Linked DNA regions of Homo sapiens: region 2 is linked to region 1. A link is an interaction called in ENCODE POLR2A ChIA-PET data of the cell type or tissue named here. Cell type or tissue: B cell. All regions are shown on one strand. Each heading gives the region's core, and the rest is flanking DNA. Links, peaks and the distances in the headings are about the cores only.

Evidence for each region. ChIA-PET counts read pairs that join two places held together with the same protein. Peaks named below come from ENCODE experiments on the same cell type or tissue, not always from the same donor. Only the 100,000 strongest peaks of a DNase experiment are listed, where the experiment ranks them.
Region 2: POLR2A ChIA-PET joins it to region 1 with 7 read pairs; 1 of 35 experiments calls an interaction of 5 or more read pairs at or near these places.

The regions. Positions count from the first base shown.
Region 1 is chr16:89,373,779-89,376,709 of GRCh38, reverse strand. All of the region lies in intron 2 of ANKRD11 (ankyrin repeat domain containing 11), which reads left to right. The region is part of intron 1 of LOC128462377; the gene reads left to right. Among named protein-coding and RNA genes, the nearest start is that of ANKRD11, 120 kb to the left of the region's middle. RefSeq lists an enhancer at 789-1,289 and a silencer at 1,390-1,479. In B cell, for the core only: no CTCF peak of the experiment used is centred there; DNase peaks (open chromatin) are centred at 1,519 and 1,959; H3K4me3 peaks cover 1,132 bases; H3K27ac peaks cover 832 bases.
Region 2 is chr16:89,706,079-89,708,948 of GRCh38, reverse strand. VPS9D1 (VPS9 domain containing 1) reads left to right here. Exons shown (of 15, transcript NM_004913.3): 13 at 1-92; 14 at 418-522; 15 at 995-1,815. The coding sequence ends at 1,088. Among named protein-coding and RNA genes, the nearest start is that of VPS9D1-AS1, 4.3 kb to the left of the region's middle. RefSeq lists enhancers at 2,062-2,562, 2,540-2,719. In B cell, for the core only: no CTCF peak of the experiment used is centred there; a DNase peak (open chromatin) is centred at 1,169.

The DNA of each region.
Region 1 (2,931 bases), core at 269-2,768:
CCCAGCACTTAGGGAGGCCAAGGTGGGTGGATCGCTTGAGGTCAGAAGTTTGAGACCAGCCTGGCCAACATGGTGAAACCCTCGTCTCTGCTAAAAATACAAAAATTAGCCGGGCATGGTGGTGGGCGCCTGTGGTCCCAGCTACTTGGGAGGCTGAGGCAGGAGAATAGCTTGAACCCAGCAGGTGGAAGTTGCAGTGAGCTGAGATCATGCCACTGCACTCCAGCCTGGGTGACGGAACAAGAGTCTGACTCAAAAAAACAAAAACAAAACCCTGTTCAGGCACATGTCCTTTTTCCTCGATGATATTCCTCATGGTGTCTGGGACCTCATCTGCTACCTCTTGGTTGGCAGAAGCTGCTTCTCCTGTTATCTTGACATTGTTAAAGCCAAACGTTCTAAAACTGTCAAACCATCCTTTGCTGGCATCCACTTCTCCAGCTGCTTCCCCTTCCTTTTACTTTCAGTTGTTGTATAATGGCTTCACTTTTCTGGAATCAGACTAGAGTCTATTGGTATTTGCCTTTCTTATAGCAATCCTGCACCCACACATTTTCATATATCCGTGCTGTTTGGGAATTAATTTTAAAGCTGCGTTTTCAGTGAGATAAAAAGGTATTTCACAAAAAAATTTTCAAGCCTGTTGCTGTAGCTGCGGTGATGGCTTCACGGATGTCCTGTTCTTTTTTTGTGATGGCCCTTCTGCTGGATTTATCGATTTTGAAAAGCATCCACAGCAGAGCACAGGCTGCGGCGTGTCACGCAAGTTTAGCTTTTCCTAAAGTCACAACTCCTGGGAGCTCTGCTTCTTGGGAGCACTGCCAGCATCGCTAGTGGCACTTTGTGTGGGTCTGTGGTGTCATTTAGGGTTTATGGTATTGAGTAAACACAATGAAAAAGACTTGAGAACTGCAAGAGGCTTTTTTTTTTTTTTTTTTTTTAAGAGACGGAGTCGGCTGGGTGCAGTGGCTCATGCTTGTAATCTCAGCACTTTGGGAGGCTGAGGCTGGGCGGATCACTTGAGGTCAGGAGCTTGAGACCAGCCTGGCCAACATGGTGAAACCCCTGTCTCTACTAAAAATTTAAAAATTAACTGGGCGTGGTGGCGGGCGCCTGTAATCACTCGGGAGGCTGAGACAGGAGAATCGCTTGGGCCTGGGAGGCAGAGGTTGCAGCGAGCCAAGATCGTGCCACTGCACTCCAGCCCGGGCGACAAGAGTGAAACTCCATCTCCAAAAAAAAAAAGAGATAGAGTCTTGCTGTGTTGCCTGGGCGGGAGCGCAGCGGCTTGTCACAGGCATGACCATAGTGCCCTGCAGTCTTGGACTCCCGGGCTCAAACGATCCATTTATCTCAGCCTTCTGAGTAGCTGGGACTCCAGGCCCATGCTACCGCAACTAGCTTAAGGCTTGAGATAATTTGTTTACTGTGATACACAATTTCTGGAGAGACCAGCTGCTCACGCGGAGACGATTAGTGTCACACGGTGTTTTAAGCGGATACCGACACACTTGAGCTCACCGCGGTAGCACAGGCTGTGGCTGTGAGATCATTACAGCGTGCAGTGTGGTATGTCCCGCACTGAGTTGTATACACTTCTGCTTGAGCCTGCGACGTTACGTTTGTTTACGTTTCCCTCTGCTGAACGATGCCATGTACAGTCTGTAAGTATTTATAAGCGTTTAATTTTTTATAATCTGTGTATAGTTTATGGTAGGAAATGATAGACTAATATCTACATATATTTTGTACATTCATGACATACTTTTTCTGACTTTTTTCGGTATTCCTGGGCTGTATGGTTTGTAATTCTTTCCAAATGGTCACAAATCTCTAATAAGTTTTTCAGTGTATTTGTTGAAAACAAATCGATGGGTGACTTGCCGTGTGCAGCCAAGCCGTGGTGTTCGGGGTCAGCTCTGTGCACACGTGTGTGTCCACGTTCATCATGGAGTTCTTCAGCTGGCATGTTTTAGTTCCTGTTTTTTTCTGGTCCTTACCTGAGCAGAGTTGAAGTGCTTTTCCCGATGCTCTCTGGAGGAGCTTTTCTCCTCTGATCGTAGCACGCGGGAGATGGCCCGAGCAGCTGTTCCCACAGCTCTCCTGAGGTTGCTCTGTAGATGGCGCATCCTGGAAGCATAGGACAGAGTGTAGCTCACACACACAGCGGCCGGCAGAGGCCATCGGCTCTGAATTCTCTCACAGAGCAGGGCTTGACAGGCTTTTTCTGTACTGGGCCGATTAGTGGTATTTTAGGCTTTTCTGGATGTACAGTTCCTGTTGTATCGTTCAGCTCTGCCCATGTAGAACAGAAGTAGTCATAGATTTTATGTAAACAGGTGAGTGTGATTATTATTATTATTATTTTTTTTACAAAAACACATGGTGAGCCATAACTCGCTGACCTCGGCTCTCTAGTAATATTTTTTAAGTGAAGAGAATTACTAGGTTCAATAAGCATAAAATCTCATTGATTTCTATGAAAATACTGTAAATCTTTGAAGTCTGATATTAATGTTTTTAAAAAGAATTGCCGTGAATAAAGGATCTCTTTAAGGGATGTCATGGGGAGAGGGGAGGGTGAAGAAAATCACCAGTAAAACTATTGATCATTTTTGTCTCGGGTTAACACCCCTCTCTGCGGGCCTCACACTTGCGTGTTGTCTCCACTCTGGCTTTGCAGAAGTGCGGAGCTCCTGTCCTGCAGGTATTGTGGTCGTCAGACCCTTCTGGAGATGTCGAGTGGGCCAGGGCCCCAGCCCGCTTGGTGGTCACTCCTGATGACCCTGTCCCGTGTGGACCGCCTGCCAAGACTCAGGCCCCACCTCTGTGTCAAGTGCAATTAATAGCAGCTCTAACTAAAAGTAAGAATAAGGTTCTACCAATCTTGTAACCCTACACAGGCGTCTGTCAGGTGTCCCTGGGTGCTGG
Region 2 (2,870 bases), core at 55-2,554, 330 kb before region 1:
CTGCGGATCATCTGTGTCTGTGCGGAAGACTACTGCCCCACCCCAGAGGCCACACCCCAGGCCGGGCCCCCGCCCATCGCTGCAGCTGCCATGTGAGTCCCAGGAGGGCGAGGTGTGGCCAGGGAGGAAGGGCCCTAGAAAGGCAATGGTCACGGGAGGGACTATCTTCCTGCCCCTTAGCCTTGTGCCAGCTGGCTGCACTGTAGAAGCAGGAGGGCCGTGTGGGCCCAGCCCTGGCTCCGCAGTACGGGAGCTCCCTTTAGGGACAGCCTCACCATGCCCAGCTGCCTTCCGGTGCCTCTGCGCAGAAGGGCACAGAGATGGCGGCCAGCACGGCCAGGATGGCTCCACAGCTGCTGGGTTTGCGGAGTGAGAGGCTCCTGGCCCCAACCCAAGGCCGCTATGCCCTCCCGACAGTGGTGCCGATGACCTGCTGCCCATCCTGTCCTTCGTGGTGCTGAGGAGCGGCCTCCCTCAGCTGGTGTCGGAGTGCGCGGCCCTGGAGGAGTTCATCCACGAGGGGTAGACCCTGGCGGGTCAGGGTGGGGGTCTCTGTGCGAAGAGCAGGGACCTCATCCCTCAACCTAAACGGTGGTTGTCAGTAGCAGCTGGGGAGGGTAGCGTGTGGCTCCGTCACAGCCATGCCTTCGGGCAGCCCCTGTGGGTCCACCTGTGCAGAGTGCCTGCTGCCACATGTCCCGTGGCCCTTCGCTTAGCTCAGCCTCTCCCAGACAGCAGGAGCTGGGGGCTGTCCCCTGAGCAGCATCTGCCTGGGGAGGGGATAAGGATCCAGTGCCATCCCTGGCTCTACCGTCCAAGGACGAGCACATAGTGGGTGGGAAAGGCCTCCTCTAGCCCAGCCGCCCTGACAGCCCCACCTGCCCACCCTCAGCACCCAGGTCCTGAACTGGGAGGGCAGACACTACCTTCTGGAGGGCCGGGGGTATCCTTCTGTTCGTTCAGATGACACCGGCTGCCCCTGCCATCCATGCAGGTACCTGATCGGAGAGGAGGGCTACTGCCTCACATCACTGCAGAGTGCCCTGAGCTACGTGGAGCTGCTGCCCCGGGGAGGCCTGGCCAAGTAGTACAGCTAGAGCCCAGGGTCCCTGCAGGGCCTGGCCTCGCCTCCCAGGGCTGTCTCTCCTACACCTGGAGCCATGGGATCTACTGAGGACCATCCTGGAGCCTCACGCTGCTCTGCACATGGTGGGGGCTTGTCCACTGTGGTGTGCTCTCCAGCTCTTCACCTTCCTCACCTCACATCTGACCCTGGAGCTTGGGGTTGGCACCTCTGCCCCGACAGAATGGGGCTGAATCAGCTCCAGGAGGAACCAGGCCCTGCTCTCCTGTGTAGGCCTCAGAGAGGCCAAGAAGGGAAGCTTTGGGCTTCGGTGGGTGCAGGCTCAGCGATGAACATCTGGCTGGGGCAGCTCCTGGGGAGCATCAGGGAAGAGGGGGCCATGAGCCGGCCAGCAGTGGAGACGGCAGTCCAGTTTCTCTCCCCTCTGACCCCTAGAAGGGGAGTTGTAGCCCCATGAACTAGTTTCTTGTCTGGGTCAGGAACAAGGGCCGGCTGGGGCCTGGGGTGCAGCTGGTGTCAGGGTATGCTGTTTGCTGATGGGCAGGGACACCCCTGCAGGGTCTCGGGCTCTGAGCCCAGGACATTCCCTGCCCCTTACTCACCTTGGCTGTGGGCTGTGAACATTCCGGGACCCTGGGCATCTTATCTAGGTCCGTGCAGCCCAAGGGTCAGCCCTCTTGACTGTCACATGCTGCCCCCACCCAGCCTAAAATAAAGAGCTCACTGCTGTGCTTCGCCGTGTGGCTCCCTCAATCCCCACCCCACTGGCCAGGCAGCACAACCACCCCTGCTGCCCATGGCAGAGGCCGCTGAGGATGTGGGGGACGAGCCACAGCCCAGCCCCAAACCAAGCCTGGCCCAACCTCTTGAACATCTGCCAGCCTCCGAGACCCTCTGCATAGAAGCAGGGTCCTCTTGGGGCTGTGCCTGGCCAGGCAGGTGTGGGCTTCACCCTCTTGGACAGGAGAGCTCTGCAGGGCATCAGTGGGTGGGAAGGGTGGGGTGAGGCTGGGGTCCAGGTCATCACTGGGGACCTGAGCCCAGAGCAGTCACCCGAGGGTCTCAGGAATCATCGTTCTGTGCATGGCGACACACACATGCTCTGAGGTGCACAGAAGGCTGCCGGGCGTGGACAGCATCTGCCAGGGCGGTGTGGGCAGATCAGGATGGAGGGCTCTTCTGCAAGAAAGGCACCCCTGGCACCTTGAGATGCCATGAGGAGGCAGGTGGCAGGGCTGGTGGGGTGGGAGGTCCCAACCCTAGATGCTACCAGGAGCTGGCTGGGGGGCAGTGTTGCTGTTCTCAGGGAAACAGTCTTAAAAGCAGTAGCTGTGGACCTCGGTGGGATGCTCTGTGCTTGCACCCTGAGCAGGGGCTGGTTTACCCGCCAAGGACCCCATAGGGAGACAGAAGTGTCTCTCTGGGTGGGGCAGAGCTGGAGCATCTGCCCCAGCCCTCGATACGAACCCCAGCTGGCCACGGTGCCTTGGAGCTTGGGCTGCTCCGGCCTCAGCGTTGGTGTCTAGAAGATGGGATTTTAAAGTCCGCTTCATAGAATGGTGGAGATGAGCTGTGTCTTGAACAAATCCTGGCGTGGGAGCCCCTGCTGGCTTGGCATCGGGGCCACACCTGCAGCCTGCACACTGTGGGGGCCGGGAACGTCCTGGCTCAGCTGTATCCCTGGCGCTGAGACCCGGCAGACATGTTCAAGTGCTGCTGTTTGCTGTGCAGCTTTGCCCTCGCTGAGCCTGCAGCTCCCCCATAAGACAGGAATGAATAATAGCAG